Regions from separate parts of the Mus musculus genome. Here regions 1, 3, 4, 5, 6 and 7 are each linked to region 2. The links are chromatin loops, found by intact Hi-C in ENCODE. Cell type or tissue: left cerebral cortex. All regions are shown on one strand. Links, peaks and the distances in the headings refer to the core of each region. The heading gives the core; the rest is flanking DNA. Region 1 overlaps Tanc2 (tetratricopeptide repeat, ankyrin repeat and coiled-coil containing 2). Region 2 overlaps Tanc2 (tetratricopeptide repeat, ankyrin repeat and coiled-coil containing 2). Region 3 overlaps Tlk2 (tousled-like kinase 2 (Arabidopsis)). Region 4 holds the start of Tanc2 (tetratricopeptide repeat, ankyrin repeat and coiled-coil containing 2). Region 5 overlaps Tlk2 (tousled-like kinase 2 (Arabidopsis)). Region 6 overlaps Mrc2 (mannose receptor, C type 2). Region 7 holds the start of LOC115487808 (a long non-coding RNA gene).

Region 1 (4,464 bases), core at 216-4,215, 230 kb before region 2:
CTCAGTTGAAATTTTGTGGAAATACCCTCTTGGGCATACCAAAGGTGTGTTTCCATGGTGACTTTAAAGTTCAGTCACATTGACAATATAGATCAGCTATCAAGACCTCCAACTCGCAATCTACTATCACTGCCTGAGTATCAAGTCCTGAGGTTATAGGTATATACCAAAGTGTATGATAAAACAATTTACCTTAATGTTTCTGAACCCTTCAAAAAGAGTGTTATACTATTTAAAGATGTAAGGTTCTATAAATGTCATACAACATAGTCTTTTTGATTGGTAATGTTCAGTCTTGTCTTCTGTATCTTTGCTAATTTTCTGTCTGTTCTATTATTAAGAGAAGCATATTGACATCTGTCAGTCAGTGTGAATTTGTCCATTTCTTCTGTAAGTTCTGTTATGTTCTACCACCAGGGCTCTAGTCTCTTCTCGTCTCTTGGAGGCATATGCGTCCTTAGGTACAGCTACTTACGAAACAGGCTTGCCTCAAGGCAGGACTGGAAGAGAAAGATGAAAGGAGAAGCAGTAGATTTCACTCATTTTCTCAATCCAGCCTGCATGAATTAGTTCTTTCCTTCCACTGTGTGGGTCCCTGGAATTAGAACTCAGATTTTCAGATTTGATAGCAAGCTCCTTTATCCACTGAGCCATCTCAGTGGTTGCCCCTCTATGTTTAGTATGACATTTTCTTTTCTTCTTTGTATGAATAATACTCAAATACCCAATAATTAGTATACTACAGATATCAGCCAGCCAAAACAGTGCATGTCCATTTAGAACAAATAAGTAACAGCAGACACCACCATGCCGTGTGATAATCTGCTCTGTCTGACTGTGAATAGATTCAGTTTCATGTTTCTTCTTAATAGAGGACATGTGAGGTATCTGGTGTGTTGTGCCATTGTCATTTTGGCTTTAGAGTCTTTCCTGAATTGTACTAATCTGCTGCTGTAGTCTACTCTCTCATACATACCCATACCTCTGCTCCAGTTTAGGGGCAGAGATCTCCAATGTCTTCTGAACCACATACAAGTGGGAAGGAAGGTGAGAGATGAACCTGACTACTTGTGCTTCACTTACTCAGATTGCTGTCCATGGATGTTGCTGCTTACATTTCTTCCTTCTGTGCTTAAACCAAACTATTTACTGGGCTGCAGTTATACTGTTATCTTTATATACATGCTCTGACCTGGGCTGTAGTTTCCTCCATCTAATTGCATATATTTTCTGTTTTCTACTTTATTATTATTTTATGTGGTGTGGGTGTTTGCCTGCATGTATGTCTCTATACCACCTATATGCTAGTTTGTACAAAGCCTAGATGTCATTGGATTCCCTGGAACTGGAGTTAGACAGTTATGAGCTGCCATATGGGCACTAGAAATTGAATCACTATACCTAGGTTATATTATTCTCCACAAGAAAATACTTTGTCTTTGTATTACTCTGCAGCACTTTTTCTGTTGGTTTGTTTCTTTGTTTTGAGATAGATCTTCCTCTGTAGCCTGGCTGACCCAAAATTTGCCATGTGGTAGACCAGAGTGGCTTTGACTTGTTGTGAGGCTCCTGACTCTGCCTCTTGAGTGCAGGGATTTATAGATAAGCATCAAGTATGCCTCACTGTGTACTTTTGGTAGTATGTATTTAGAACCTTTCATTCTGATATTAAAATTATAAATTTGTTTATTATTGGTTATATTTGAAGGATCTGAACTTATAATTCCCCTTGAAACATTTTTATATGTAGTCCTATTGTATGTCTGAAATTCATTCTTGCTGATCTTTTCCACTGTAACACTTTTTTCATAAAACTAAATTTGAAATTTGCCTTTTGGCCAATAATTCTTTATGATCTTGGGGTGTTAGAGGTGACATTAGAATGTGTTTGGATATTACCATAGTTGAATTTCTAGTGTTATAATCTCATTAGCTAAAAAAGTACTTTTAACCAAACAATTGTTCCTCCATTCACCTAAAATATCAGCATTATTTTTTTATGTTTCTCTGAGTTCATAATGACATATTCAAGGATATATAGATACATACATAAATTAGTTTGAATACTTTAAAAAATGAGGTGCAGATTTGTTTTTCCTGTTTTCTCTTAAGCAGCATAGCATGGTTATCTCTACAGAATATCCTGAAATGGTTTCTTAATAATAATATGTGGTGAAAGTAACCAATACTCTTACCAATTACTCATGTATGTTTATATTTCCAAAGTTATTTATAATGACTTATAGTCTTTAAAGGTTATTGTAACATACAGTTCCAAGCATATTTTGTGTCAGAACATACCCGACTACTTAGCATTATGATAATTTGCCTAAATAGCAATAGAAGCCTTGTAGAAGTTAGTCCTTACTTGCCCATATTTTGAAAAAGAAGAATAAAAGCATGGCCACAAAGAAGGTTGAAAATCATATTGAATATACACAGTATTTTGATTTAAATTATTGTCTGAGTTCTTCTAGTAGATAATCTTAAAAGCCTGAAAGGTGGGTGGGGAAAAAAAAAACCTCTATAGTTCATAAAGCTCATATAATTCTTAATGGATGGCAAAGGATGAGGAACCTACTAGCAAAGCCTGAAGTGAAACTGTTACAGAATTAATACTTACTTTATTTCATTGTAGAAACAAGTTGGACTCAATGTTTTGTTCACTGTAAAAGATGAAAGAGTTGTTTCCCACAAGAGGGCAGAATAAGACAACTTAAAAACTTAACAGTATAAAATGTACATATGGTAGATAAATAAAGTATCAAAATTTGCTTAAAATACATAGAATTATTAGGAAGGGAAAGTAGTAGGAGCCAGAAAGGAAGAACAGAGAGGTAGCTCACAGATCATTTAATGAGTGATACCATGTATGGAACTTGATTGTGTAGCTGTTCTCCACTGCATCTGTGGAGCCCTGCCAGGCCGGACACTTTGCTATGGCTATCATCAATATAGTGTTGCTGCAACTCACAGTGCTGAGTATGTGTTTAAAGTCTTCCTCCCTTGGACAGAAGCAATGAGTGGGTAAAGAGATTGGTTGAGTCCTCAAATCAGGTTGTTTGGTATACTGTGTTGAGCACTTCCTTCTCTGAAGTCTGTTCTTTGGCAGGTATTTACATGGGGCATGGATTACTTTGGTAATTTGTGCTCTTTCAAAGACTTCTTTTTTTAATCTCTAAATTTCTTTGTCATCACTTCATTTATTTTTCCAAGTTGCATTAGTCCCTTATATCATTCAACACTGTCTACAAGTCAATATCTAACAATAATACCTTTGTCAATTTTCCTTAAAAAGTAAATGAGCAACCATGTACCTAGCTCAAGTTTCTGCCATTGGGAATGAATGTTTCCCTTCACAATGACCCTTCGTCTCTAATGTGGGTCTATTGTGCCATTACTATCTACAAGTCATGTGAAGTGAAAACTTAAGGGTGGATGGTGTTCTGCTGGGGCAAACATGTGAAGGAACATTTAGCTGAAGCAGACATAGGTGAAAGGATGTTCTACTAAAACACATGAAGATGTGTTTCTACTAAAACACATGATGTTCTACTAAGGTCACATGAAGAAAGATTCTTTGCTAACAACAAACATGTATTGGTCCACCTTACATTGCATAGTTGAGTTACACTTGTCAGGACTCGATAGAGAGAGAGAATGGCACCAAAAAACTTCTGGTGGTATGCTACAGTTTCTTGCCATTTCCACGGACTTGAGCGAATTGGCAAAGTGATGTCAGCTGAGACAGATGCTCTGCTGAGGCAAGACCTGTGGAGAACACATGATGTTTGGAGAGGGTATCTAAAAGACTCTATGGACAGTGACAGAGGCTGAGCTTGACTTGTTGGCACAGCTAGCTGTGCAGTGCTTGTGGGTCTCAAGTCTTTGCTGATTTTCGATTCACTAAGAGAGACACTGCCAAGAACTTCTCTTGGTGACCCTCTGGGTCCATCCTGCTGATTCAAGTTGAAGTTGAGGTCTGGCTCTCTGTTAGGTCTCTGTTAGGTAGTGCTACCACTGCTGATTCTTGTTTGTTATCCTGACTCTGTGGAACTAGACTGCTGAAGTGTTTGCCAGTGGATCGAGCTGCCACCACTAACCTATAACTGAACTGCCTATTTCCAGACAACATAGACTGGAGTTGCCCCAAAGAACCTTTCACCCCCTGCCCCACATTCTTTCTTTCCTCATACCTCTGGAGGATGGTGGGCTGAAAAGGAGGGTAAAGTGTTTAAGAACCATCATTAAAAATAAGGTTTTAAAATAACTTTAGTTACATGTCAGTTAAAATCATCATTAATGCCGGGCAGTGGTGGTGCACACCTTTAATCCCAGCACTTGGGAGGCAGAGGCAGGCGGATTTCTGAGTCCAGCCTGGTCTACAGAGTGAGTTCCAGAACAGCCAGGGCTATACAGAGAAACCCTGTCTCAAAAACAAAACAAAACAAAACAAAACAAAAC
Region 2 (4,464 bases), core at 306-4,305:
TGGAAGTACTTGAGTAGAAAAAAAAAGGCTCTAGGAGCCAAACAGTGCTTAACAAAAGACACTGCTGTTAACAGAAGCACTTTATTGTAGTCAATTGAGTGGTGAATGTATATTGCTGCTGCAGGCTTGTAGCCTCCGGAGAGTAATAAAATGGAACTGACATGGGTAGTTACTTGGGGTGGAACTTCCTTTTGGTTTAGAACACATCTTGACTTGTCTTTTTTTCTAACTTAATGTCTTGGTCACATGTTCAGAGATGACTCCTTATTCATCTATCTCTAGGGGAGTTAAGGTAGCAAGTCACATGCCGTTAGAACTGTACAGAAAGTCTTAAGTAGGTTGCTACAATAGAAAGCTACTTATAGGACAAACTCACCTCTGCAGCGAGGAGTAGTTCACGCTGTAGGAGAGTGCATACATGTGTCATCTCAGCAGCTCTCCTTACAATAACCAGCCTCTGTTTGCCTGCACTCGCAGATTGTTGATCTTTTACTGACCCATGGAGCTGATGTCAACATGGCAGACAAGCAGGGTCGTACTCCCCTGATGATGGCTGCTTCTGAAGGCCATCTAGGAACCGTGGACTTCCTACTAGCACAAGGTAAGCCCTGAAAGACGGTGAACAGAGCCTGTAAGAATCCACTTAACTCCAGGCTCGTTAAGAATGATAGTACTAATTGGGTTAACTAGAAAATGCAAAGCTGGGCTGGAGAGATGGCTCAGAGGTTAAGAGTACTGACTACTCTTCCAGAGGTCCTGAGTTCAAATCCCAGCAAACACATGGTGGCTCACAACCATCTGTGATGGGATCCGATGCCCTTTTCTGGTGTGTCTGGAGACAGCGACAATGTACTCACATACAATAAATCTTTTTTATAAAAAGAAAAAAAAAGAAAACGCAAAACCAGATGCTCCTGCTCTCTTTTTTATTTTTCTCCTCCAGTTTTTTTCTTTAAGATTTATTTATTTTATTTATGAGTACACTGTCGTCATCAGACACACCAAAAGAGGACACCAGATTCCATTACAGATGGTTGTGAGTCACCATGTGGGTGCTGGGAATTGAACTCAGGACCTCTGGAAGAGCAGTCAATGCTCTTGACCGCTGAGTGGTCTCTCCAGCCCCTCTCCTCCAGTTTTTTAAACTAAAACTCCAGGCTGGCCTTGAACTCACATTTGTTTCTTGCCTCAATCACCTAAGTATACCTGGTGTTCTCTTGCATGCTCTGTGTGTGTGTGTGTGTGTGTGTGTGTGTGTGATGCATGTGTGTGTGTTATATGTACATTTGAATGGGCATATGTTTTATCACTATGTAGACCAGGCTGACCTCAAACTTGAGGTGACCCTTCTATCTTAGCTTCTAGAGAGCAAAGTTTACATGTATACCTTACCACCCCAGCCTGCCCACTTACACACTGGGGAGTTCTAACTCTGACACTCTCTTTTTCTTTATAGCCTGAGGGATTATTATGAAATCAATACATTCTGAACTCTTTATTTCAAGTCCAGACTTCAATGTTTTTTTGATGTATACCCAGTAAATATCCATCTATTTTAGAGGCTGATTTGCTGTTGCTGCTGCTACTGTTGATGGGGGTGGGAGTAGGGTTGGGGGTGGTATGGTGTCTTACTATGTAGGCTGGCCTGGAACTCTCTCTATAGACCAGGCTGGCTGCAAACTCACACAGATCCACCTGCCTCTGCCTCCTAAGTGTTGGGATCAAAGGTGTGCACCAACATACCAAGTAAAGCTGCATATCAGTTTGTCAGCCTGCACAGCTAACATGTTTTTTCTCTAACCCAAAGGAGGTAAAGGGAAGTTAAGACACTTGCTAGCAATGAGACCCTCTTTAGAGAATTAGGATATTGCTATTAAGCTATCATAATAAATTCCCTGTGGTGCTTTCCAACATACTCACACCCTTGGTAAGTGGGAAACTGCATTTTCTCTACAGGTGCACATGGTAAATTATTTCAGCCTCTTGCTGATTGCCCTAAGCTCAGCCACCTATGCAATAGTGGCATCATAGACTGCCATAGAGAAAAGGCTCGTCACTAGTAGCACTGCAGCACCACCTAGTGGAGTCTTGGATTTGGATCAAGAAGTAGGTAGAAAGGCGATTGAAACTATGACATCATTCCAGTTAGCCTTCGCTGTTAATAAACCAACCTTAAATATATATAATTATCTATACACAGATGCACTTTCCTTTAAGGGATCCAGCCTTCTGAAGAACTGTGCCCAGACCTGAACAGCCAAAGTTGAATAGGAAGACTGGCTTCTCTTAAGAGACTTGCTGTGTCTTTAGCTCTATCTTTTCAAGAAAGATTTGTTTCCACAACCTGAGACTCAAAGGTGGCTAGAATCAAAAATTGTGCTTGCAGGGTACAGTGTAGCTCTTGCTTCCATGGTACAAGTTGCCAAACAAGTCTGACTTCATAGGGAACAGACCTAGGTTCTTAAGACGTGGCACAAAGCCACAAACTGTGTCCAATAGAAGAGGCAGGGCCTCTTCAGCACTGATGACCTTAGATGACTACTGTGTTTGCTGCATGACAGCAGACATTCATTAGGCATAGATGACAGAGGTTTGTTCTTCCTTACCCATGGTCTTTGAACCTTTTGTATTTTCTATTTAGGTTTTCTTAGTTTTGTTTTGTTTTTCACTTAAGTGAGTTTTCACTAAGTAAGTTTACATTATTTGTAGAATATTGTAGAATAGGAACTCTCAAGCAATTTTATTTTTTTTTAAGTAATCTATAATTTAGAGGCTGGTAGTACAGTTTAGCTGGCTGAGTGCTTGCCTAGCATAGCAAATTGATTCAAAAAAATTGAGTCAAAATTCAAAAGGCTCCAAGTTCAGTCCCAGTACCACAAAAACTGAACTGGCACACACTTATAACCACAGCATTCAACAGATGGAGATGTGACTCAGACAGGCCTTGAACTCACTGTGTAGCCCAAGCTACCCTCAAACTCCTGCTTACTCCTGCCTATTTTCGGGATTACTGATATATGTCACCATGGCCAGCCAGAGCCAATCTTAAAATGAAAAAAAAAAAAAAATCTAGAAGTAAAAGCTATTCTTCAATAGTATGTATACCTTAAATATCAGCATTCCTTTCGGCTACAAACTTTAGTGTCCTCAGTCCTGTTAAAACAGAACTCTCACTCTTTTTTTCAGGTGCCTCCATTGCCCTGATGGACAAAGAAGGACTAACAGCCCTTAGCTGGGCTTGTCTGAAGGGCCATCTCTCAGTAGTACGCTCTCTGGTGGATAACGGGGCTGCTACAGACCATGCAGACAAGAATGGCCGTACCCCACTGGACCTAGCAGCTTTCTACGGTGATGCTGAGGTGGTAAGTACCTTTAAACAGGCCTCAGGAGAGAAAGGATAGGGGTGCTATCCACCAAGAATGCTATCTAGGATCAAATGCGAAATACTGTTTTGATAGTTCTAACTTAGACTCTTCAGAGGACGAGAATATACAAAACATTATTCAAAAGCAAGAATATCACTGTGACTTGAAATCAGAGAGAGAGAGAGATACTGGTTCAGACAAGCAGTTTGAAAGGGGCAAGCTGTATCCATTGTACCTGTTAAGTGTTCTGCTTGTTCCTTTCCTAGGTCCAGTTCCTGGTAGATCATGGGGCCATGATTGAGCATGTTGACTACAGTGGAATGCGTCCTTTGGATAGGGCAGTGGGTTGCCGGAACACGTCTGTTGTAGTAACTCTACTGAAAAAAGGAGCCAAAATAGGTAAGAGAAAGAGAGATGATATTGACCATCTGTGCCCAGGGGCCAGTGGTCTGGCTTTCCTGGGTTTTTTGGAGTGAATGTATCTAGTTCTCCCTCTGCCCTGGTCCAATTACTGCCCAAGTGAACAAAAGGCTACTGGCCCAGAGAGAGTACATCTGAGCCATAGTCATGAAACCCTGTATCCAGAGTCACATGACTCTCTGCCCTGCCCTTTGTAGCTTGAGCCAGGAGGCTGCGCTGAGCTTATGCACATCTTCGCGCTGCCTGTGCACTGGCCCCACCCTTTGAGCATCCTGGTTCCCTGCAGCACCATAAGCCTTTGCTTTCCTTTGCTCTCCGTGCTTCACTCTCCAGCCCCTGCCGCTGCTCTCCCAGCTGCTCCCCCACCCACACACTGTAGACAGGGTTGCTGATGTGCTGGCTTTTGCTGCCTGCCTCTCACTGCTGCTTTTCCTTCTTTTTTTGTTTTTTTTTTTTCTTTTTTTTTTTTTTCACCTTCATCCATTTTTTTTTCCTTTCCTACAACTTTTTGTTTTCTCCTTTCTTTGAAGGTTGTCAGACGTTACCGAGTCGCCCACGAGGTATATTTCACCGCTGTCAGCATCAGGCGTGGTCTGATGGCTTGGTCAGCTTTGCCTTCTCCTCTTTGATTTAGCCTGCATGAGTTCCCTACACCTCTAATCTTTTAATTTACTTCACC
Region 3 (4,464 bases), core at 206-4,205, 650 kb before region 2:
TCCTCCACCTCCTTCTTCTTTTTGGTTTTTCAAGACAGGGTTTCTCTGTGTAGCCCTGACTGTCCTGGAACTCACTCTGTAGACCAGGCTGGCCTCGAACTCAGAAATCCACCTGCCTCTGCCTCCCAAGTCCTGGGATTAAAGGCATGCACCACCATGCCTGGCCCTTTTTAACTTCTTTCCCCCTGTTTTTATGATGTTTTCACACTGTAGCCCAGACTGGCTCTAAATTGACAGAGTGATTCAGGCTGGCCCCAATTGTTGGCAGTTCTCCTGCGCATGACACGACCTTTGTTTTTTAAACAGCCCCATTTTACACATAACTTTTCTAGAGAAGCAATGGGAAGACTCGTGGAGCACTGGCCACCTCTGTTCTCTGTAGGCGTGCTGTACACTTGTGCCTGTGTGCACAGATGAGCAGCTCTGATTGACCAGTGCTGGGCTGCTGCTCTTCAGGAAAGCCCATTCCTGTGTGCTACTGCTGGAATTAAGACTTTGCTTTCATTGAGTTCATAGTTGTGACACCAAATGTAAAGCTGAGTGGTTTTGTTTTGTGTCAGTTCTTATTTTAGCGAACACAGCACACTGAATTATGGGATACTTTGTGAATGGTCACACCAATGATCATATCCAGCTGAGCTGTTTCCTGTAGGAAGCAGTCAGTCAGTCCGTGTCCCAGCTGGGCTGTTTCCTGTAGGAAGCAGTCAGTCAGTCCGTGTCCCAGCTGGGCTGTTTCCTGTAGGAAGCAGTCAGTCAGTCCGTGTCCCAGCTGGGCTGTTTCCTGTAGGAAGCAGTCAGTCAGTCCGTGTCCCAGCTGGGCTGTTTCCTGTAGGAAGCAGTCAGTCAGTCCGTGTCCCAGCTGGGCTGTTTCCTGTAGGAAGCAGTCAGTCAGTCCGTGTCCCAGCTGGGCTGTTTCCTGTAGGAAGCAGTCAGTCAGTCCGTGTCCCAGCTGGGCTGTTTCCTGTAGGAAGCAGTCAGTCAGTCCGTGTCCCAGCTGGGCTGTTTCCTGTAGGAAGCAGTCAGTCAGTCTGTGTCCCAGCTGGGCTGTTTCCTGTAGGAAGCAGTCAGTCAGTCCGTGTCCCAGGGTTTCAAAAGGAAACAGACAGTGTTGGTGCTTATGAATCTTCTAGGCTAGCTGAGGGGTGAGAGACAACCTAAGGAAGACAGGTCCTAGATCAGGAGGGATGAAGTCCAGAGTAAGTGAGCATTATTGGGAGCAAGCCTGAGAACATCTGCTTGTGGTGTTTGCTTGAGTTTGTCCTTTAAATCCCATGGTGCCAGTGTGTCTGGAGACTTCTAAATTATCTAATCACAATTTTCAAGAAGACGGTTGCAACACTGGAGCAAGTACATGATCTGTCATTTGCTGCTACTTTCATTTAATAATGTGTTTTGGATGTTGTGTTGGTTGATTTGTTAAATAGAAGCTTCAAGAGAGTTCCCTGTAAATTTTGTTAGTATTTATGTAGAATATAATTTATTCCTTTTTTTTTTAATAGGCATTTGATCTAACGGAGCAAAGATATGTAGCTGTGAAAATTCACCAGTTAAATAAAAACTGGAGAGATGAGAAAAAGGAGAATTACCACAAGTAAGTGTTGCTGAAGTGTCTGATGTTTCCACAGACATTAATGATAGCTGGGGTGTGTGTTTTTTGTTTTTGTTTTTTTATTATTGTTGTTTTGGGTTTTTTTAAGATTTATATATTTATTTTATGTATATAAGTACACTGTAGCTGTACAGATGGTTGTAAGCCATCGTGTGGTTGCTGGGAATTGAACTCAGGACCTCTGCTCTCTCTGTCTCTGCTCACTCCAGCTCAGAGATTGATTGATTGATTGATTTATTATATGTGAGTGCACTGCTGCTGTCTTCAGACAGACCAGAAGAGGGCATTAGATCCCATTACAGATGTTTGTGAGCCACCATGTGGATGCTGGGATTTGAATTCAGGACCTCTGAAAGAGCAGTCAGTGCTCTTAACCCCTGAGCCATCTCTCCAGCCTGGGTGTTTGCATTTTGAAAGTGCTTTGGATGAATTATTGACAGTTTTCTTTAATCTTCCTTACTGTCCCAGCAAAGAGAATATACTCCATGTCTTACCAATGATAAAACTGTTACTTACAGAACTTGAGACTATTAGAAGCTGAGTTTAAACACAGCCATCCACTTCGGAGCCTGTGCTTCTGACTCCTGTTGTTTCTAGAGACAGTAAACTAGGTCCTAGAAACTATTGTTTGTCTGTAGAAACTCAGTGATAATTCCCTTAGTCAACTGGGAAGGAGACAGTGGGTCTGGAAGAATGGAGTCTTAGTGTGCCTTCCTGTGGCCCGTCCACTTTCATATTTCAAATTTCTGTGATTGTAGTGCTCTGCTTCCTGTGGTTGCCTGTCTTGAGAATGCCAGTAAAATGGCATCCCTTTTCTTTTCTGTCCTTGGGATTGCGGGGCTAAAGGGTGGTTTCTTTGGAATGAATAGTTATTACATATGCAGCCGTGGATTTCTTTGTTCCACTAATGCCAGGTTTTGTCATATTCCCTCCTGAGCTTCTAAATACTGACGTTCATGGCTCATTTGTTTTGGAATCTCCAGACTTAATTTGCTAATACGTTCCCCACTGAGCAATTTTGTCTCCTTGTGATAGATAGGAATATTGAGTGAGGCAGGTTCTGTCCCTGAAAGGAGAAGACGAGCCCCTTTTGATAATAACAAATGCTTTGAGTTACAGAAATAGCCTTGGCCTTGGTGTTTTGCTTTTTGTTTAGATGTTTGTTTTTGTTTTTTTCTCATAAGACTTTGAAGGAGAAAAAATTAGTAGGTATTGAAGAAGCCTTTTAGTTAACTTCCTAAGTCTTAAGAGGAAGGTTAGATATTTCCTCAACAGTCTTGCTTTAAACCTACTGTGCTCCAGGGAACTGGAAGTCTTTCTGTTCCACACTAACAGAACTCAGCATGAGAGAAGTAGGCTTTAGACAGAGGTAGGACAAGGGATGATAAATGCCTTGTGTAAAACTCCCTGTGTGCACATGCTCACATGACAAGCAGCTGCAGTCCAGATGTTTCTGAGAAGCCAGATACATTATTAAAAGTCCATTCCAGTCACCTGACGTCAGGAATATATGGCATGCAGCAGTGAATGCCAAAAACACTTTTGAGAAGGAAACCACATATTCTGACCAATTATAAATGAAAATTGTGTTGTATTGAGACTTACAAGAATAGTTAATGGTATTGATCTAGGATATGCATCTCTCTACAAATACCTGTCATTAGCTACTGTAAAACAGTGTTTCTAGGGACCAGGTCAACCTTGAAAACACTTTCTCTGCTGGGACCTGTACATATTTTGCAAAGTCATAGACTCAGATCTAGCTTCTTGTTGACCTTAAGAGAACTGTGACACTGCATACCAGAGGAACTGCAGGAAGTTAGGCCCTGGTTCCTTCTCGATACTCTTGGCAAGCAGGTTGAGCCTCCGTGATTATAGATTGAGGTGTTCTGTTTTAGTTTTAGTTTTACATTCTTTGAGACAGCGTCTCATGGTGTAGACTAAGCTGGCCTTAAACTTACAGCAATTCTTCTGCCTCTGTCTCCTCTTAATGGTAGGATTTTAGATATGTGCTACCATGCCCAGCCAAGTGGTTGTCTTTCTCTCATTTCTACTGGAATTAGATCAAGTGAAGTGGCTGGAGAGATGGGTCAGTGGTTCAGAGCACTGTCTATTTCAGAGATCCTGAGTTCAGTTCCCTGCACCATATTCGTCTGTTACTCAATTTCCAGAGCACCTGACACTTTGTTCTAGCCTCCTCAGATACACATGCACACAGGCACACACAGACACACACACACACACAGCACTACCTTGATATCTCCCCCCCCCCACATACATACACATAGACTTTTGTTCATACATATAAATGAAAATAAATCAGGAAGAAAGGGAATGACTGATAGACACTGCCTCCTTTGTCTAAACTTTGGTCTTCTAACTAGAATTGTGTGTCTATTATACCTTCTCACTGTTTCCTCTTGGGGGAAGGGGAGGATCGTGGCACCTGAGATTGTCAGCCATTTCTCAGTTGACATATTGGGAAAGGGGTGTTCTTATGACCTCCAGTCTTGCCTGGGAAGAAATCTTTAACACTTCCACATTTGATTTTAACTAAGTGATAGGAAATCCTGCTATGAGCTTTATGCTATAAATAATGATAAGTTGAAGTTGGGGCTGGAAAGATGGCCCATTAGTTAAGACACTGGTTGTTCTTGCAAAGGACCTGAGTGTATTTTCTAGCCCCCACATGGTGCTTAAACCATTTGTCACTCCAGTTCACTAAGTAAATCTGTTTTTAAAAGTGGGTGAGTTGGTTAAGTGTCTAACTTCTCTGAACTTGGGTCAAGTACATAATAGATTTTGAAGCGTGCTTTGATAATTTAGCATTAGATTAACATTGAAAAGGAAGTATG
Region 4 (4,464 bases), core at 228-4,227, 320 kb before region 2:
CCGCCCCCAGGCCGTGGAGGGGCGGGGGGCGGGGGCGCGCGCGCTCCACCACGCACGCGCCCCCACGCACGCGCTCTCCCTCCGCGCTCGCGCTCCTCCCCAACCCGGCCCGGAGGGGGCGGGGCTGCGGGCGGCCTCCGAGGGTGCGACGCCCCCGGCGCGGCGGCGGCGCTAGAGAGCGGCCTGCCGGGCGCGGGTTGCTGGGCGCGCGCTGCTCCGGCGGGGCCCGCTGGCCACAGCCGCCTCGCGCCAGCCGCCCGCCCGCCCAGCGCGGCCAGCTGCGAGCGCCGCTAGCGCGGGGCCCCAGGCGGCAGGCGCCGCGCTCCCTCCGCCGCCCCGCGCGCCTCCTCGGGCGGCCCCGCCCCCGTTCCCATCCCCCTCGCGCTCACCTCCCGGCTGTGCCGCGCGCGAGGCGGAGCGAGGCGCCCGCCGCCGCCGCGGTGCTGAGGGGCGAGCCTGTCCCCCCCGCGCCGCCGCTGACAGGAGGACCGCAGCGGGCTGCCAGCGCTCGCCGGCCGCGAGGCCCCGCCGAGCCCGACTGAGGTGCGGATCCTCCGTGGGGCGTCCGCGGGCGGCGCGGTCCTCACCGGAGACCACTGGCACGCGGGCTTGACCCCGAGGTGCGCCGCGCCCCTTAGAACGGCAGGTAAGGGCTGGGCGAGCAGGGAAGAAGGGTCGGTGAGGGTGAGGTGACAGGGGCGTTCGCTTGCGACGCCTCAGCTGCGGGGGCTGGGGCGAGCAGGGAGACTGGGAAACGGACAGTGAAGTGCCTCCGGTGTCGAAGGCGTGGGGAAGGCAGGCTGCCTCCGAATGAATGTGGGACCGAGGGCGGCTTCGGAGGGCTCCGGGGTCTACCACTTGGTTGTCACCGAGGTTGGTCTTGGTATTTGGTACCTGGAGGGTCTTTGGATGACGGGGACCGGGATGAGATGCGAGGCAGATTGCTAAACGTGGCAAGGAATGTGGTGCAGAACGAGTTGCAAAATGTGTCCCTGAATGCAGCATAAAAGTAGTTGTGAAATGTGCCAGGTAAAGGCACAGGATGGGCTGGCCTCTGTGGCGTAGAAATGCATGGTAGAAGTGTTATTAGGAACATGAATAATTCCTTTGGGGAAGGAGGTGTACTATAATAAAAGACTAATGGGGCTTTTGCTACATATTCTGTCGTAGGAGATCGAGAGGAGCTGCGATTTTTGACATGGGGAAAGTACCCACGTGAAAGCAAAAAAAAAAAAAAAAAAAAAAGATTGTCTGATTGTGAGATGGGAAAGGAAAAAAATGGGGCTAAAATGATTTCAGATTTTGTCATCAACATGTAGAGCATCCATGCAATTGTAGCCTGTCTCTCTATTCCAGGTGTGGAATGTTTAAAATGTTTCCCAGAAAACATAAACAATGGTCATTAGCATTAGGAAAAGATTGGATGTCTTTCACTCTCTCCTCTGCTCCTCTCAAGGAAAAAAGAAAAAAAAGAAAAACACAAACAACAAAAAAAGACAAACAAGCCAAGCACCCTGACTGTAATTGTGTGTTCAGGATCGTTAGGCAAAGGGAACGATTTTTCATGTGTCCCTGCCTTGGCTTTTTTACAGGTGAAAATAAGTGGAACAAGGAAAACAGAACAATATGGTGAACAAAAGGGATAAATTTTCAGGCATTTTGAAGGGTTGGAGCCAAAAGCTATGGCAGTGGCTAATTACAGAGCCTGGCAATAGTGGAATATTCTGGTATGTTTTAGCTCTTGAGATGGGATGGTGAGATAAGATAAAAACGCTATACAGTAAATTGGCATAAAATGCAGCAACATGGATACTGTCAATGTAGTTAGTGTTCCTTGTAGCATTTACCAGGTAAATTGTCTTCGGGATGTGAGGGAAAACCAGAAACAAATGAAACAACTGTTCCTTACCTCTCTTCCTCCTCCTTTCAACCCCATCTTTCTCTCTTAAGTGTGTGTGTGTGTCCACATGCTACAAAACGTTGTGACTTCCATCTAAGAACATCTGTGTTTTGAGAGGATTGTCAGAACATACTGTAATTTCAAAAGTAACAAAAGACAGCTAGATGAGCCATTAAAAATAACGTGTGTATACATTGAGTATCTGTGTAACTGAAACAAAAGCAGAAATATTTGATGTGTTCACCAGGGTGTATTTAATTATTGATGATATCTTGGTGTGTTATGTTGGAATTCTTATAAATTGAATTACCTGCGTGAATGTTGTTCTTATTATAGTAATTTGCCAGATAATCTGAAAATTCATAGTGATTGGCTTCGCCCTGGTTCCAGATTCATTCATTGAGGGATCATTTCCTTCAAAAACGAAATTGGATTTTCCTTGATTAATTTTGAACTTTAGTCTTTTCTGAAGATATTTAGCCTTTTCTGAAGAGGCTCTGTTGAGGCTAAAGAGAGAAGAGGGCCAGAAGAGAATAAAGAGCAGTTCTGTTGGGTCTTCCTGTTTTGTTCTGACTGTAAGCCATATGCACTGCCACCCCCTACTGTCTGTAGGAAGAGGTGTTGCAGAACCCTGTTCTTTCCTTGTTATCACTGCCCCCTTGTGTAAGGGAAGAAATTGATAGCTGCAACTTTTGGGAAACAGTCTTTTCAGATTGTTCTTTATCATTGGAGTGGCTATGTAGATCTATTAATCACTTGTTTACTTTAAAGTGCATAGCTAGGAACACATGTTAACCAGATCTTAGATTTGATGTCCCATTTAAATAGTATCTGATATTAGTTAATTCAGGTTGCTAAAAATGCTCAGGAACATGGGACTCTATTACTTTAGTAGTAGTAGGTTACATTTATACAGCATACACTTCCTGACAGTCTTGTACATTGTTTATACAGTTACAAAATTCTTTGAGGTATATATTGTTATTTCCATTTTACCCAGGAGAAATGGAAACAGATTAATTTGCCAAAGATTATGTAGCTGAGAATTGGAAATGCTGTTTTAATTTAGAAACTCTGGCTGGAAACTCTGGCTCCTAACTGTCCTTCATCACTATACTGGATTGTCCTCGAATTAGTACTGACAAGGCATACTGTACTTAAATGCACATGTCCACCATAAAGCAAATAAACTGTGTACACATGTGCAAAGAGTGCTTATAGTAAATACTTCTTTTTAGGAATTTGTTTTTAAATTCTTTTTATGTGATTATAAGCAGTAAGTAGTCTTATTCAGGACTTTTCATGTGATTAAAGACACATTTATAGTCATGTTTTCTTTGAGGAGGATCTTTAGAGGTCAAAAGTTATATTCAGGTAGTTTGATACACACACATATACCTCATGGTATTTTTTTAAAAAAGTATCAGTAAATTTTTATTGCTAACTTTATTTGGAAAATCAAGATGAAATTATTTCTCCTGCATACTTACATTTTATGTTCTCTATTTGTTTTAATGTGATTAGCAAAAATGGGTTGGATCTTTTGAATAATTAGCTTTTCCAAACAAATGTTTGCTCAGATTTTTCTTAGCACTTAACCATTGTTTTATAGATATTCCTTACATATGAAATATTTACAAAAACGAATAAAGCTCAAGGAACAGCAGTGAACTCTACATTCCTCATATAGCTTCGATTGTTTTAGAAAGTGGACTGTCACCTCTCATGATTGTGATAATTATTTATTTGCAAATTATTTCTACCAGTCTGTTCACAGAAATATTTTCTGGTTACCTTGTGACTCACATAGTTCATGTAGACAGTCTTTTACCTTAATATACATTTGTTGATATTATGGGTATTAAACATATTAATTATGAACAAACATTTTTAGGATGTAAAACTATATAATTTATTATACTGAAGAAATTGATTGAGATATAGGATCATACTTGCTCTGAATTTTTATTGATAATATTTTACTTGTAATTGGTTTGCATTTTTACTGTAAAAATTTACCACCAACACTGTTAAACCTTAATTGGTTATTTCCTTCTCCCATCATTGACTTTTTCTTCTTTGAAACAGGGTCCCCATGTGTAGCCCCAGTTGACAGTGACTTACCCATTCTGTTGTGCATCCATGGTGCTAGCATTAAAGCCATGTGCCACCTTGTCTGGCTGTTACTAATATTTTTTCCTCCAGTGGTGCTAGAGATAAGCCCACGGCCTGGTGTTTACTAACGTTAAGCTGCACTCCCAGCCCCTCACCATTGATTTTTACTTCTGTCATGCTCGCTCTCCTTGTTTGCTATAGTTGACTTTATCCCTTTAGCAGTTCCTAAATAATTAGGATTTTTTTGAATGAAGAAAAGAAGTAGACTCTAAACAGGAATATACTAATAACAGGAGTTTCAAAGGGGAAATACTGAAATGGTTGATACTTACTGGATATATACTAGAATGATTATGCATTGCAATGCATACGAGTCTTTCTTTGTCAAAGTTTTTTCCTTCTTGAAATACAGTTAAAGTCTGAGGGAAACTACTTGGTCACTCTAGCTG
Region 5 (4,464 bases), core at 116-4,115, 640 kb before region 2:
GGTTAGTCTTATGTACAGTATCTAGCCAGCTCACCGTGTTCCCGAGAGTGTAGCAGTCAGTCCTTAGGAACTGGTTCCAGTTGCTGCTGACGTGCCACTAGCAGGCCCAATCTAGAGGCTGATACACACATCATCATCCTGTTATCCTAAAGCAGGATGGTTAATGTGACAAAAGGAAAGACAACCTAGTGACGCAGGTTGTTGGAATACAGGTTTCTGGGCAATAGGATTTTAGAACTGGGAGGGATCTTAGGGTTCAGGCTTTTCAAATATCAAAAAAATAAAATTATTAATGTAAGATCTTTGGTCCTCTTGATAATCCTGTGTATAGCAATAAGGTCAGTAAGCTGCAGAGCCTTTGGTTTATTCAGGGTTTAGGGACATTTCAGTGTTTGAAAACTTTTTTAGTTGCAGTTAGGCCTGAGTCAGGAGAACATAAGATACCTTAGGTCTTGCCCGTCGATGTTACATCACTCTCCTAAGGCTGTCTAAGAGTTTGGTCTATCCACCCAGAAGCTTTCTCAGACAAGCAGCCCTTGTGTAGACGTATATCCAAGAAAAAGAGTCTGACTCATTTCAGCATCTCAGATAAGAATGGGCATTTCAGATAGGCTCTCAGAGCATTACCATGCATTTTAGGTGTCATAAAAACTATAGTTTATTGTTCAGTCCTGAGATTCTGCAAGTGTGTGTTTGTAGTCAGTTGCAGTGTGGCTTGAAGTTCAGCTTATAGCTGTTTACTACTTCCTTTCCTTCTACTGCATTGGGGGGCATCTCTGGTAAGCTGTCAGTGGGCGCTCATCTGGGTTCAACCAGTGAGTAAGCACATAGCTCTAGTTTCCCTGGTGACCTGACTTCGAATAGCACCACCTTCTTCCTCTGACCCTCTGGCTTTAGGGTGCTAACAGTTTCCTGCTGTAACTAGTCACAAGGGTGCCTTACTGGACAGTTTGTCTTCTTAGATCTTCAGCTTGTAAATCAAAGCCTCTGTCTTCAATATTCAAGTGTTTTTTATTTCTTGGTTAAGTCCTGACTGATAAACCATAACCTAAAAAGATTTTTTAAAAAAGTATATATCTCTCAGGAATATTTTTTTAAAAAGTATATATCTCTCAGGAATATTCAAGTAGCTCAAGGAAACATACATCAATTTTAATACTTGGGGAGATAGATGCATTAGTTGTAGTGCCAACAATAACGTGCAATTTTAAATGGGGGATATGAGCGATATATTGGCATGAATATAAGTAAAAGAATCCGTACCATATGGAACACATTTGTGTAGTCTTCTGCCAGACATAGTATACAACTAGTTCTTGAGACCTGAGCAGAACTTAGACTCTTCCTTAGTGTATACACTTATATTGGACACGTGCAAGGATAATTGTGTGATTGATCACTGTGTAATAATGGACATGTGCTATGGGTATGCAGAGGAGACCCTGCTATAAGAGGGTGACTAGACACACATTACAGTTCTTGTCAGTGTTCTTAGAAGAAATGCGCCATAATGAACTTTGGCACAGTTGATGCCACTATGGAGATTGCAGAAGCTCATCTCCCAGAGAGCAAGTGTCTCGCCCTCTGAGCCTTTGGCAGCTGATAGAAAGGAATAGAAGAAGTTTTAGGAACAAAGGAAGGAATGGAAGCTCTGAGACCTGAGCTCTGCTGAGAGTGGTTTAGGTGGTTTGATCTGCTTTTTACTCCACTGTTAAATGCTGGTTTATGCCTTCAGGTTTTGTACAGTATTAGAATACTGTGAAGGGAATGACCTGGACTTCTACCTAAAACAGCACAAATTAATGTCGGAGAAAGAAGCCCGATCCATTATTATGCAGATTGTGAATGCTTTAAAGTACTTAAATGAAATAAAACCTCCCATCATACACTATGACCTCAAACCAGGTATGGCTAACTTTCAGGAGATATTATTAAATGACTTTTAAGTTTATTAAGTCAAAGAATTTGACAGGAGCCAAGAAGACCCAACAGTCTATCACTGTAGATGCCTGGGTAACGTGGGAAGAAGAGTCCTGGGCCGCTTGGTGCTGGGAAAGGGGGGATGGGTGGGGAAATAGTACCTTGTGTGCTGAACCAGGAAAATTAATGATGACATTTAGAAACAGCTGTTCTGGCAAGTTCTATTTTGGCTTTTTCCCATTACTCACAGAATGGAGCAGTTTGTCTCAGGTCTCCCTGATAAAGTATACATATGCCTTGCCTCATTTTCTTAAGGACCCAAGCAGTTTTTATCTTTTTAAATTATCATTTAACTTAGTAGGCATCAGGAAAAGGCAAGGAGCCTTTATCCCTTACTTTATATTTCTGTTAGCTCGCTTTTTGTCTGTTTAAATGTGTGTGCCTGTCTCCTTTTATGTGGAGCTATTGGCTGTGACCTTTAAGTTTAGCCACTCACCATTCTATTTCTAGAAAAGTCACTACACTTTTCCTGCTATAGGTGGCGCTGTGGCACCATTTTTGATTCCCAAGAATGTTTTCTTTATAATTCCCCTACCCCCACCTTCCTGAAATTGCTGTTCTAAGCTTGGTAGCATAGAGAGCACACTGAAAGTTCATGTGAAATTTTCCCACATATTTTCCTCCCCTCCCCTCCCCTCCCCTCCCCTCCCCTCCCCTCCCCTCCCTCCCTCCACCCTCCCTCCCATCCCCTCCCCCCCCCCTCTCTCTCTCTTTCTTTCTTTCTTTCTTTCTTTCTTTCTTTCTTTCTTTCTTTCTTTCTTTCTTTCTTTCTTTCTTTCTTTTTTCCTCCTCTTCCCCCGCCTCTTCCTCTTCCCTCTTTCTTCTTCTTCCTCCTCTTCCTCCTCATCTTCTTCCTTCTTCTTCTTCCTCTTCCTCTTCTCCCTCCTCTCCCTCTTCTCCCTCTTCCTCTCCTCCTCCTCCTCCTCCTCCTCCTCCTCTTCCTCCTCCTCCTCTTCTTCTTCTTCTTCTTCTTCTTAAAAAATCAACTGTACAAGTAATATTTTACTTTGGCAGGTCATTTTTGTTTCCAGTGCCCAGCGTGGATTTTGGCACATTAAACAGGCAATTCTAAGAAAATAGAAATTTCCAGTGGACACTGAGGATTCTCCCAAAGTTAGAATTAGACTGTTTTATTCCAAAGATTTAGAATTCACTTGTTCCCTTCTTGTGTGTCTTTTCTCTTAATAAAGAAGTCTCATTTTATTCATAAAGGTCTTTATCTTTTTAGGTAATATCCTTTTAGTAAATGGTACAGCATGTGGAGAGATAAAAATTACAGATTTTGGTCTTTCCAAGATCATGGATGATGATAGCTACAATTCAGTGGATGGCATGGAGCTGACGTCACAAGGAGCTGGTACTTATTGGTAGGTATCAGGGAGGAAGTCTGCCAAATCGGCTGGTGGGGAGGTGGCTCTGTTATACTGACTCCTTAGTGATTAACAATTAATCCTGATGTAGTCTGCTAAGACAGAAGTAGAGTTTTTAGTACTTTGATTTTCTATATCAATTTTTCTTCTATTTTCTTTCTGTTCTTGAAAACCCTTGAGAGAGTGCTTGTATAGTCTGTCCCCTGGAGATCTGTGTTTATTACACAGTGCTGACTGTACAAGCCAGCAGAGAACAGGGTTGTTTAGTTGCCTTAAAAAAATAGCCCTGAATTCTTAACAGTTCAAGTAGAAGCCTCTCCTTGTGTTAATAGGATGAGGGATTTGTTTCTAGGATGATGAATTGTTAAGTCAAGAATTAAGGATAGGCCTAAAACAAAACAACAAATCTATAGATTCCCTCATATTCCTGTTTGTTAGCATGTCCTAAAGGGTTTGAGACTCCTTTCTACTGAGCCCTGTGTCATCCTTCTCCCAGTCACCTGACCCCACCTAGCTCTGCCTCACAGTTCTGTGAGCACTCCTGCCTGCTATTGGCTTTTCACTAGTACTTTCTACAGTGAGAGTCACAAAGCATACCTGTGCCTGGGCATGTGATTTTGTGATTGTGACCTTGTGATTTTTATCCCCTTCTGAGGTTGTTACACAAAGCCACATTCTGCCCTAAATGGTTCTTAACCTAAAAAAGCCTCATAGCACAGGAGCGGTAAGTAGCATGCTGCTATATCCCAGGCTGAGAAAGCCCCGGGCTTAGAATTCTTTGTAGTAATGAGGGGCTCTAGTGGAAGCAGATGAAGGGGCGTGCCATTCAGAACATGCGGAATGAGCCCTGCTCTCCTAACTGAGCTTCTGATTGCTAGGTGGACAGTGAGCTGCGTTTCTGTTTCTCTGTACGCTTGGGGAAGTGGTGCCTATAGTCAAGAGTAAGTTTCTAAGTTAAAACCTTGAAATTCTATGTTTAAAATAGAGGTTACATTTATAGTGTTTACTTGACTTGGGAGATAGTGTGGGTTAGAGTGACTGTCACTAAGTGACACAAAAATGAACAGAGTTGGTACCTCTGGGAAAGAGGTTTGCACCTCTATTGTATAGGACT
Region 6 (4,464 bases), core at 199-4,198, 580 kb before region 2:
CTCCGGCTTCTGTAGCTGTGGGGTTGCTAAAGTAGAGATGTTCACAGAGAAAATATGGCGTGCCTGTGGAGACCTCCACAGAGAGGAAGACAGAGGGGACCCTGCAAGGACTCTTTCCCCTGTCACTTGTCTGGGGAAGCTCTCCTCCAGCCGCAAGGACCTAAACACAAGTCTGTGGCTTGGATTTGCCTCCTTGCCCTCATTCGGCACCCCAGATGTTTGCAGAAGACCCATTCTAAGTGAATGGCCAGTCTCACTGTGAAGGACATGTCATTTCCAAAGCAGGGGACACATTTCCACAGGACCCTTTCTTCCCTCAGGATCCTGGGACTTGAATAGCTACTAAGCTCTGTCCTGGGCTGCAGCACAGTCATAACGCATTGGCTAATGAAGGGTGACTGCTATCTCTTACACTGTGGAGCTCCCCTGTCCCCTTTCTCAGCCCACCTTGAGGAGTCTCTAGTCAGAGGCATGTCTGGAACACCCCTCAGTTGACCGGGATGGAGCTGGTCTCAGAATGCTAATCTGGGGCAGTGCATAGCATAGGCTCACATCCTCACTCCTTCCTAGTCAGAAATCCTGCCCGAGCCTGATTTTGTGGGTGGCTTGATGAAATTGTGTTTTCTTCTGCCAAGACCCAAGTGAGGACTTGTTCGCTTCAGTTGCCCTCAAACTCCAGTCCCTAGCAGATTAAAACCCCAAGGCACCTCTGTGGGTGCAGGGGAGGGACTTCAGAAGCAAGAAGAGGTGTGGAGAGGGAAGGAGCTAGTGGGCGGCTCTAGAAAGGGGATGTGTCCAGATTTTATGGGCCCTGCAATGTTCCTGGCTGCTCTCCCCACCTCTGGTCAGACTGGGCCTCACTATCAGCCAAGACTCCTTTCCCTTGTTTCTTTTATCCAAGACTGCAGAGGTCAACACAGAGGGGGTGCCCTGTGGACCTGTTTGATGGAGGCTTTAAATGAATAAATGAATGAATAAAGCATAGTGTCCTTGCGCTAAGTTTGATTGTCGTAGCAGAAAACCCTATTTACTGTAGATACTGACTTAAGAGGCTGGTGCGTCCCACCACTTGCTCATCTCTCCCTGAGAGACTCAGTCAGAGATGGTCTGGCTATATCTGCTATTCCTGGGTTTTAAATATCCTAAGGCTATTGTCATGAAGAAGGCAGATGTGACAGATGAGACAGGTTAGGGATGGCGGGCGTGACACACATTAGATTCTGTCTGAGCACTTACACGTGCCTCTCCACAGACCGGTGGACCAATGTCAAGGTGGAATGTGACCCCAGCTGGCAGCCCTTCCAGGGCCACTGCTACCGCCTGCAGGCCGAGAAGCGCAGCTGGCAGGAGTCCAAGAGGGCGTGTCTGCGGGGTGGGGGTGACCTCCTTAGCATCCACAGCATGGCTGAGCTGGAGTTCATCACCAAACAGATCAAGCAAGGTGAGGGGCTGCTTGTCCTTAGTACTGGGTGGAGGCGAGGGTCTGTATGCCTGATCCCTTCCTACTTAGGAAGCACAAAGAATTTTCTTTCCTTCATTGCCGGCCTGGGGCTGACCTCAAGGTCTTCTCCCTTTCCTTTCTCTCCTGCCCTCCTGTACTCCAGAGGTGGAGGAGCTATGGATTGGCCTCAATGATTTGAAACTGCAGATGAATTTTGAGTGGTCCGACGGGAGCCTCGTGAGCTTCACCCACTGGCACCCCTTTGAGCCCAACAACTTTCGTGACAGCCTGGAGGACTGTGTCACCATCTGGGGGCCGGTGAGACTTTCCTTTCTCATAATAGCACCAAAGCACCCCCTCCACCCACATGCTCCCAGTGCCTCGTCCCCCCCCCCCCCACTGAAAAATAACTGTCTATTATCAGCCCTGGTGTACCCCAGGCCCCTCCTTTCCACAGGATCGCCTGGCAGGGTTAGAGCCCCACCTTCACCCCCACAGCTAAGTCACCTGCAGGACTGGGAGAGCTAATTTTCCAGAAGCCTTAGGCAAGCATGGCGGGCCCATTTTTGGTCTCTTGCCAGCTGTCCCCTCCTACCAGCAGATGGCACCAGAACCCATGCAATGGCGTAGCTGGGCGAGCAAGGCCACTGGGTTCCAGCCCTTGCCCTCCAGGACCTTTCTCAGTTCAGGGTTCTGTCTTCTCAAGAAATCATGGATGATTGTTGCTTTGCCGTGCCTTGACTCAGATCCGGGGCAGGGGGCGGGGGGCAGGGGGGGGGAAGCGGGAGTGGAAACTGAGGCAGAGTTTTGACAGAGAAGAGCCCCGAGGCCTGGGCAGAGTCTCCTGCTTTCACATGAGGTCCCAGGGCCTAAGCAGCAGATCTGTTTGCACAAAGGGATTCTATATAAAAATTTAAATGATTCGGTGAGCGTCTTGTATGTGCCAGGAGTCTCCTGATTAATGAGATGAACAGATGCTGTGCTGTCAGGGTGGGGCGTAAAGGCAGACTCCATGCTGACTGGGAGGCCCCAGGGCCCAATTCCTCGTCACCATCTGAGATTCAGGTCTGGGCACACCAGCCTTTTCTCTCCCAGGTTCTTCAGTAGTCTCAGGGAATAAGACCTATGGGCTTAGTTTGCACAGTTCAGTTACCTAAGATTATCCACAGTCCAAAGTAACCAGATAGAGAATTTCACGCCTGGTACCTGCGAAGGTCAGAAGATGGCACCAGATCCACCCAGAGCTGGAGTTAGAGATGTTGTGAGCCATCTTGTAGGTGCTAGGAATTGAACCTGGGTCCTCCGGAAGAGCAGCTAGTATTCCCAACTGCTGAGCCATCTCTCCCGCGGCCTCTGAACGATTTGTTTTTCCTCTAACTGCGAAGCCTATTGAACCAACTCTGCTCTCTCCATTCAACAGCCTGGGACATAGAAAATGAGGCTGCTTGCTAGGAATCACACAGCAAGTTCAGGTTCAGGTCTAGAAAATGGACTGGAAAACTTGGGTGGAGTGAGAGATTTGGGGTGAGTCTTCTTGATCCTGTGTCGTAGGAAGGACGCTGGAACGACAGTCCCTGTAACCAGTCCTTGCCATCCATTTGCAAGAAGGCAGGCCGGCTGAGCCAGGGCGCTGCGGAGGAGGACCACGGCTGCCGGAAGGTGAGGGTGTTTTTGAAACTGTCCAAGGTGGAGTCAGCCCCAGGGGCTCCCTGGGTGGGTGGGGAGAGACGGAGGAAACCCTGCAGCCTTGCCCAGCATCCTCTTGGTTTCCCAAGAGGGAAGGTTGCCCCTTCCTGAGGGTATGTCTTTGGGGGACAGAGAGTGGAGTGGGGCCTTGGGGGAGTAGAGGGCCCCCCACCCCAGCTCCAGGTCTCTTTCCACAGTTGAGTTTGAGAAAGCCAAATTGTCAAGCCTGGTCTAGTCACTGTAGGAGTAGGCGGGGCAGTGGGCTGGCTCTGTGCACCCCAGTCCTCTCTCTTCAGTGCACCAGTCTGATGGCAGAGTGTGTTTGGCCGTCTTCTCTGGAGGAGAGAGGCCACACAGTGGGGAAAACTTTCTCCCTCCTCATCCTTTAGCCCACTGGGCTCCAGCATTGTTTTGGGTAAATAAGGGGGGCTGTGAGTTGTGAAGGAGGGTGAGTATGTGACAGGCCTTCTCCACCCTACTTGGCATGGCCCAGCCAGTGAGTGGTCTATGGGGGAGGCTACTCATAACGCTCACGTTGTGGTCCTCTGTGCAGCCACTCCTTTCTGCAGATCCTTCCCCGTTTTCCTTTGGATTAAACTCCAACAAAGGCCCACCCCTAACTGAGCTCTCCCCAAGAGGCAGGGTCACACTTGCTGCAGGAGAGGGAGGAAGGCTGGCAGGGCTCCAGCCGAGGAGTCTGGGGGTCTGTGAGCTCGGGGCTTATCTCTGTCCTGGCGTGAGTACAGTGAAGAGGCAATTGGAAGCCAGCCTGGGATGTGTGTGTGTGTGGATAGTGTGTCCAGGGGGAAACACTGAGAGAGCCAGGGGTCTCTGCCTAGGCCCTGCTTGGCATCTGAGGGCCTCCCAGATGGCATGACAGCCACTTCTCTGTTCCTGGTGCTAACTCTAGAGCTGTCTCTGCACCTAAGGTGGTCATTTCTCTGGTTGATGCCCTGGCCTCCCTCCCACACTCCCTCCCTCCCCAGGAGCATCCCACCAGACTCCACTCTGCAGAGTCCCGAGGTCCACCCAGCCCTCTCTTTGTCCTCCATCTGTCCGTAGCTTCTCAGCTCTGGTGTCCAAGTTGGATGCTATTTTTTCCTAATGTTGATTCTTTTTCTTTCTTTCTTTTTTTTTTTTTTTTCGGTCTTTTTGAGACAGGGTTTCTCTGTGTATTCCTGGCTGTCCTGGAATTCACTTTGTAGACCAGGCTGGCCTCGAACTCAGAAATCCACCTGCCTCTGCCCCCCAAGTGCTGGGATTAAAGGTGTGTGCCACCACGCACGGCTATAATGTTGATTCTTTATCTTATTTTTTAATTAGTCATCATTACGCTT
Region 7 (4,464 bases), core at 159-4,158, 550 kb before region 2:
CCCACTCTGGCCTGGAACAGTGTGGGGGAACAGATACTTTAATCTGGGGCTGGGGACTGACTGCACTAGGGCTCCAGCTGGGCCAGGGGCAGCTGGACTGCAGGCTGCTCTAGGAATCTATTTCAGATGCCGGTCTGGTGATAAAGTTTGCAGGCTGAATAGAATAGGTAGAATAGCTGAATAGGTAGAGCCCTTGTCTTCTTCCAGACTGATGTTTCCAAGTTAACCCTGCTGCACAGTGGTGACAAAGAGCAGGGCAGGGTGGCACTGGGAGTGGCAGAAGGGTCCGAGCACAACAGATGGGACAGGAGAAGGGTTCTCCTTATTCTCAGAGAAACTCTTGTTCTCGTTGCTCCTTTTTGTCTTGGTTTGAGGGGACGTTTGCAGACTATGTAGAAACACTTTATCACAGTAGAATAAATAGTGTGTGGGGGAACCAGAGCAAATGACACCTGGCTGTTCACACCCAGACCCTCTCAGCTCTGTTTCTGGTCTCAAGGAGGCCCCGGCCACTCCAGCTTTCTCAGCCTCTCGCCCACAGAGTACTTCCCTTGAAAGCTGGGAGCATCCTGGAGTTGGCCCTCTTGCTTGCCTGGGTTCACCCCACACCTGCATGCGTATCAGCAGGTCGTGAGCCCTCTTCCTGGCCTTAGTTTTGGCTCTGGTGACGGTCATCTGGGCCAGCTGGGAAGCAGCTGTCAGAGAAGCTGTGTCAGGAGCCCTGTCACAGGTTGGCTCACACATCTAAGGATCTGCCTGAGACGCCCTCTCCTCAGTGTTACTGATGGGGGGGGGGTCTTTTGTTCAGGGAGTGGTGTACAGTAAGAAGGCTGACTTGGCACCACAGGGCCACAGACAGCTTGGCACCCTTTGTGCCACCCTCTGTGCCCTGACAGTTTGTCCTTTACCTCTGTGTTTACCTGGACTGAACTGGGATGGCAGGTCACAGCTGTGACTTGGTGCTGGCAGGCCATATTAACCAAATGCTGCCAAGCAGGTGAGTCATGACAAGCTGGAGGGACCAAAGAGGAAGAATGTGGCCCAGGGGAAAGGCTGGCCTCTCCTGGTTCTACTTCTGGTACCTGACTTTTGTCTTGATAGTGGCTTTGGCACAAAGACAAGGTAAGGGCTGCCAGTGGTCAGTCACTGAGGTCCGTGTGTTAGTCCCTCTTGTCCTGGGCTCCGTCCGTACAGCCTGGATTGGCTCTCCCCTCCCTATCAGTATCTGGGAAGTGTAGGCTGGGGGCAGATAGAAGGAACTTGGCCTGTATTTCCAGGAAAGAGCCTGCTGCCCTACTGCCTGTGAATAGTTGATCCTGGAGCTGGGCCAGTTCCAACTGAGACAGCAAATGAGTGGTAGACAGTCAGAGGGACCATCTGCATGGGAGCGACAGAGAAGGAAATGAATACCCTTCTTTCCTTCTCTGTGGAGACTTTTTTTTTTTGTAGTGGTGGTGGTGGAGGTGGTGGTGGTGGTGGTGGTGATGGTGGTGGTGGTGGTGGTTGGTGGTGGTTGAGACAAATGCTTCACTATACAATGCAGCCTGGAATGGAACTCCCCACAGTCTGCTTAGGCCACCACGCTGCCAGCCTAGATTCCTTTCTAAACATTCCCTGGGGATGCTCTTACACTCTCCCAGAGAGAGCAGCCTCCTGTGACAGCAGGTTTAGAAGCCAAGGTTGCCTGTTGCTTTGACCTTGAGTCTGGGGGAGCCCCCGCGGGCTCCCGGATACAGCGGTCGCACGGAGCACTAGGGGGCGCCCCTGCCCAGCCGAACGCTCTCGGACGCGCCCGTCGCCGCAGGTTCCGAACCGGGTAGCGCTGCGGGCATCTTGGAGGCGGGGCGGGGCCCAGGAGACAGGACCCTCTGAAGGTCTCCCAGTTGGGGACCAAGCCCTGCTGCCTGTCACGTCTCTGTAGGATCATGAGGCTCTCGCCGAAGCCACGCTGAGAACCCGTGCGCGGACGCCTGGCCGAGGTGCGGTCCCTGGGAGGTGGTGTGTGCAGGCAGACACACAATGGTCTTTTAGACACCTTACCGCCGCTTTCCTGGGCTGAACCCAGGCGGCAAGGCCGAGTTCTGAGCACCCAGGCGGCAGCCCTGAGATCTCGCTCAGTTGGTCTGGACCTCACATCACGTAGGGATTGGGGTTCCAAGAGCTCCTTTTGTAATGAAGAAGGGCCTTCCCCATCTCTGAACACCGGGAGCCTGGCACCCTAGGACTGCGTGTCCTGAATAGCAAACTGGTTTTCCTAGGATGCAGTCTTGGCCCCACCCTGGGGAGCTCTGGACTGGTGCAGTGTCTCTTCTGGTCAGGTATTTATTTGTGTGTGGGGGGGGGGTGTAGGGGAGGGGTCCACAAAGCATCCCTGCAATGGGCTGCATCAACCCTGCCTGTGGGCTGTGCATGAAAGACACATTCCAGAGCCCCACCCCACCGCTGGAGTGGAGTCTGTGGGAGGGCCCAGGAATCTGTGTTTCGGGTAAGTTCTCGAGATTGTGGATGCCAGCGTGGGAATCACTCTCCTAAAGCTCTCAGGGCTGGGCAGGCTTTTGTAAATTGTCTCCTTGAAGAACCCAGAGAGACCCAGTTGTCACATCCCTCCAATTCCCTGCGACACTTATTCTCTCTGTGGATAGAGTCTTCCTTAAAGCTTGCCTCTGAGCCCTCTGCTTTAATTAGGCTCATCTTCTCCAGGGGGAATTTCTATGGAATAAGAAACCAGTCTGAAGGAGGCTGGAGACCTGTTGGCTTTGTTCAACCTCTGAATCCAACAGACCCACTTGATGTGCTTAATGTCATCAAAATCCAATCAAAACGCTTGCTTGTCAAAGGAGCGCTCTCTTTGGTAATGGCTAACCAGCCTGCTTTTAGGATCTGGGAAGGAAAATCCCAGGCAGGATCCTGGCAGGAAAAACAACAAAACAAAACAAAAAAACCCAACCAACCCTCCATCACGGGCTGGATGCCAGAGGACCTAACAAGGAAAGCACTCTCTTCCGCCTAGTTGACCCTTTCCCTTGGTTTCAGGATGAATTAAAAAATCTTATCTGCTCCACATCCAGCCGTCTTGATTGATTTCCAGCTAAGCCTAACGTTTCCCGAGCTTGGTGGGGTTATGTTGCCTCTGGGTGGTGGTCATAACTTCCTTCCAGGGTAATAGATTCAACACAGGAGCAGAAAAGAGGCAACCTAGCAGGCACCCTTACTGGGGGCAGGACAGGATGCACCCCCAAACCTACTTTCATTTTCTTCCGGTCTGGGTTGTGGGTAATTTCTTGACAACTGTGAGAGAGAAGACAGTGAGACATGAATTGTTTTTACAATGCAGCTGTGAACAGATGTGTACCTCCCTGGCCTCGGAATGTCCTAGAACTCCTGTGACTCGCCAAGGTGCTGGGGATCAGGGCTGCTTTTCTGCACCGATGGAGATCAGCTTGTCCCAAGGACAGTGCAGTGATAACCCGGGTCACCTTTGCTGCTTCGGGCTTCTATATTTGGCAGTGTGAACAGACTCGCTTCCTTTCAGCAATTGATCTGAATAGCAGAATCCCTTTCTGATGGTCCAGGCACAATTTACAGGCTGCGGGGAGGGAGGCTGTGCTAATTGGCCACTTGCCTCGCCACTGGCTTTTAAACAATCGCTTGTATTCTCTGCTCGGCAGGAAGCTGCCGACCCATCCAGGCCCTGGGCTCTCTTTGTTCTGACTTTATGGCATTTTATGCCACAATAAGAAATGCTGTGGACTCCATGGGAGCCATTGTGCCAGGCTGCAAGGATGTGGGCCCTGTCACAGAGGGCTTGGTGCTATTTCCCTGGGAAGAACAGGGACTTTGTGACAGGCTAAAGACAAAACAGGGGGTGCTGGACAATGTCACTGGACAATGTCACCGGTCAACTCCCTGGCCTGGGTGGAGGCACTTCTTGTCCACAGGCTCTTTTCTGTGGCCAGGGGAGGGGGGGGGCAGGGGAAGGATGGGATTTCGTCTAGAATAGCGGGTCTTGGTAACCTGTGGATTATGCATCAGGTGTACTCTACTAACCTCTGATGCCAATGCTCTGGGCGGCCCAGGCAACCTCACTCTGCCCTGAGATTCTGTGGCAGGTGCTCATAGATAGACAGACAGACATCTGACCAGCCCTCCCATGTCACTAGGTATCCCTGTCCTGATGAGCAGAGACCCTTTTCTAACCGTGGGTCAAACCTGAGCTTTCCACGTTTGAGAAGATTTGAGTCCTTGAGACAAGAGTTTGTGTTGTAGAAACAGTTGTAAATGGGGATGGTCTACAGGAATGGACGGACCTGTGGCACCCTATCTGTCTCTGAGGCTGGCCAGTGTGCTCCCTGACCTCTGGTACCACCCTGGCAGAGGACAAAGGGAGGGTACTCTCTCCTTAAGACACCAGTGATCAGAGACAAGAACCAGACCAGGAGGAAGGCCATGATGGAGGTCTGGGGG

Evidence for each region. Peaks named below come from ENCODE experiments on the same cell type or tissue, not always from the same donor. Only the 100,000 strongest peaks of a DNase experiment are listed, where the experiment ranks them.
Region 1: it touches region 2 in a loop (3-fold over the local background); 12 of 42 quality-filtered maps call a loop at or near these places.
Region 3: it touches region 2 in a loop (2.7-fold over the local background); 5 of 42 quality-filtered maps call a loop at or near these places.
Region 4: it touches region 2 in a loop (4-fold over the local background); 16 of 42 quality-filtered maps call a loop at or near these places.
Region 5: it touches region 2 in a loop (3-fold over the local background); 13 of 42 quality-filtered maps call a loop at or near these places.
Region 6: a loop joins it to region 2, with 4 times the contacts of the local background. A loop is called at or near these places in 35 of 42 quality-filtered maps.
Region 7: it touches region 2 in a loop (4-fold over the local background); 15 of 42 quality-filtered maps call a loop at or near these places.

What each region holds. Positions count from the first base shown.
Region 1 is chr11:105,682,255-105,686,718 of GRCm38, forward strand. All of the region lies in intron 3 of Tanc2 (tetratricopeptide repeat, ankyrin repeat and coiled-coil containing 2), which reads left to right. Among named protein-coding and RNA genes, the nearest start is that of Tanc2, 95 kb to the left of the region's middle. In left cerebral cortex, for the core only: CTCF peaks have their summits at 409 and 2,696 (motif pointing right); no DNase peak of the experiment used is centred there.
Region 2 is chr11:105,909,726-105,914,189 of GRCm38, forward strand. Tanc2 (tetratricopeptide repeat, ankyrin repeat and coiled-coil containing 2) reads left to right here. Exons shown (of 26, transcript NM_181071.3): 20 at 478-601; 21 at 3,187-3,362; 22 at 3,632-3,764. Among named protein-coding and RNA genes, the nearest start is that of Cyb561, 33 kb to the right of the region's middle. In left cerebral cortex, for the core only: a CTCF peak has its summit at 2,081 (motif pointing left); DNase peaks (open chromatin) are centred at 2,068 and 4,106; H3K27ac peaks cover 635 bases.
Region 3 is chr11:105,258,762-105,263,225 of GRCm38, forward strand. Tlk2 (tousled-like kinase 2 (Arabidopsis)) reads left to right here. Exons shown (of 22, transcript NM_001112705.2): 16 at 1,500-1,591. Among named protein-coding and RNA genes, the nearest start is that of Mrc2, 32 kb to the right of the region's middle. In left cerebral cortex, for the core only: a CTCF peak has its summit at 1,894 (motif pointing right); no DNase peak of the experiment used is centred there.
Region 4 is chr11:105,589,604-105,594,067 of GRCm38, forward strand. It overlaps Tanc2 (tetratricopeptide repeat, ankyrin repeat and coiled-coil containing 2), which reads left to right and starts at 383. Exons shown (of 26, transcript NM_181071.3): 1 at 383-646. In left cerebral cortex, for the core only: a CTCF peak has its summit at 2,525 (motif pointing left); DNase peaks (open chromatin) are centred at 440, 876, 1,763 and 2,492; H3K4me3 peaks cover 2,740 bases; H3K27ac peaks cover 2,003 bases.
Region 5 is chr11:105,267,891-105,272,354 of GRCm38, forward strand. Tlk2 (tousled-like kinase 2 (Arabidopsis)) reads left to right here. Exons shown (of 22, transcript NM_001112705.2): 18 at 1,736-1,905; 19 at 3,209-3,347. Among named protein-coding and RNA genes, the nearest start is that of Mrc2, 23 kb to the right of the region's middle. In left cerebral cortex, for the core only: a CTCF peak has its summit at 2,447; a DNase peak (open chromatin) is centred at 2,460.
Region 6 is chr11:105,330,632-105,335,095 of GRCm38, forward strand. Mrc2 (mannose receptor, C type 2) reads left to right here. Exons shown (of 30, transcript NM_008626.3): 7 at 1,253-1,441; 8 at 1,605-1,759; 9 at 2,993-3,100. Among named protein-coding and RNA genes, the nearest start is that of Mrc2, 40 kb to the left of the region's middle. In left cerebral cortex, for the core only: a CTCF peak has its summit at 2,030 (motif pointing right); DNase peaks (open chromatin) are centred at 1,368, 1,752 and 2,025.
Region 7 is chr11:105,361,271-105,365,734 of GRCm38, forward strand. Marchf10 (membrane associated ring-CH-type finger 10) reads right to left here. Exons shown (of 12, transcript NM_172568.2): 11 at 3,246-3,288. It overlaps LOC115487808 (a long non-coding RNA gene), which reads left to right and starts at 1,575. Exons shown (of 2, transcript XR_003949780.1): 1 at 1,575-1,979. In left cerebral cortex, for the core only: a CTCF peak has its summit at 1,746 (motif pointing right); DNase peaks (open chromatin) are centred at 1,331, 1,922, 2,478, 2,836 and 1 more place; H3K4me3 peaks cover 2,172 bases; H3K27ac peaks cover 2,458 bases.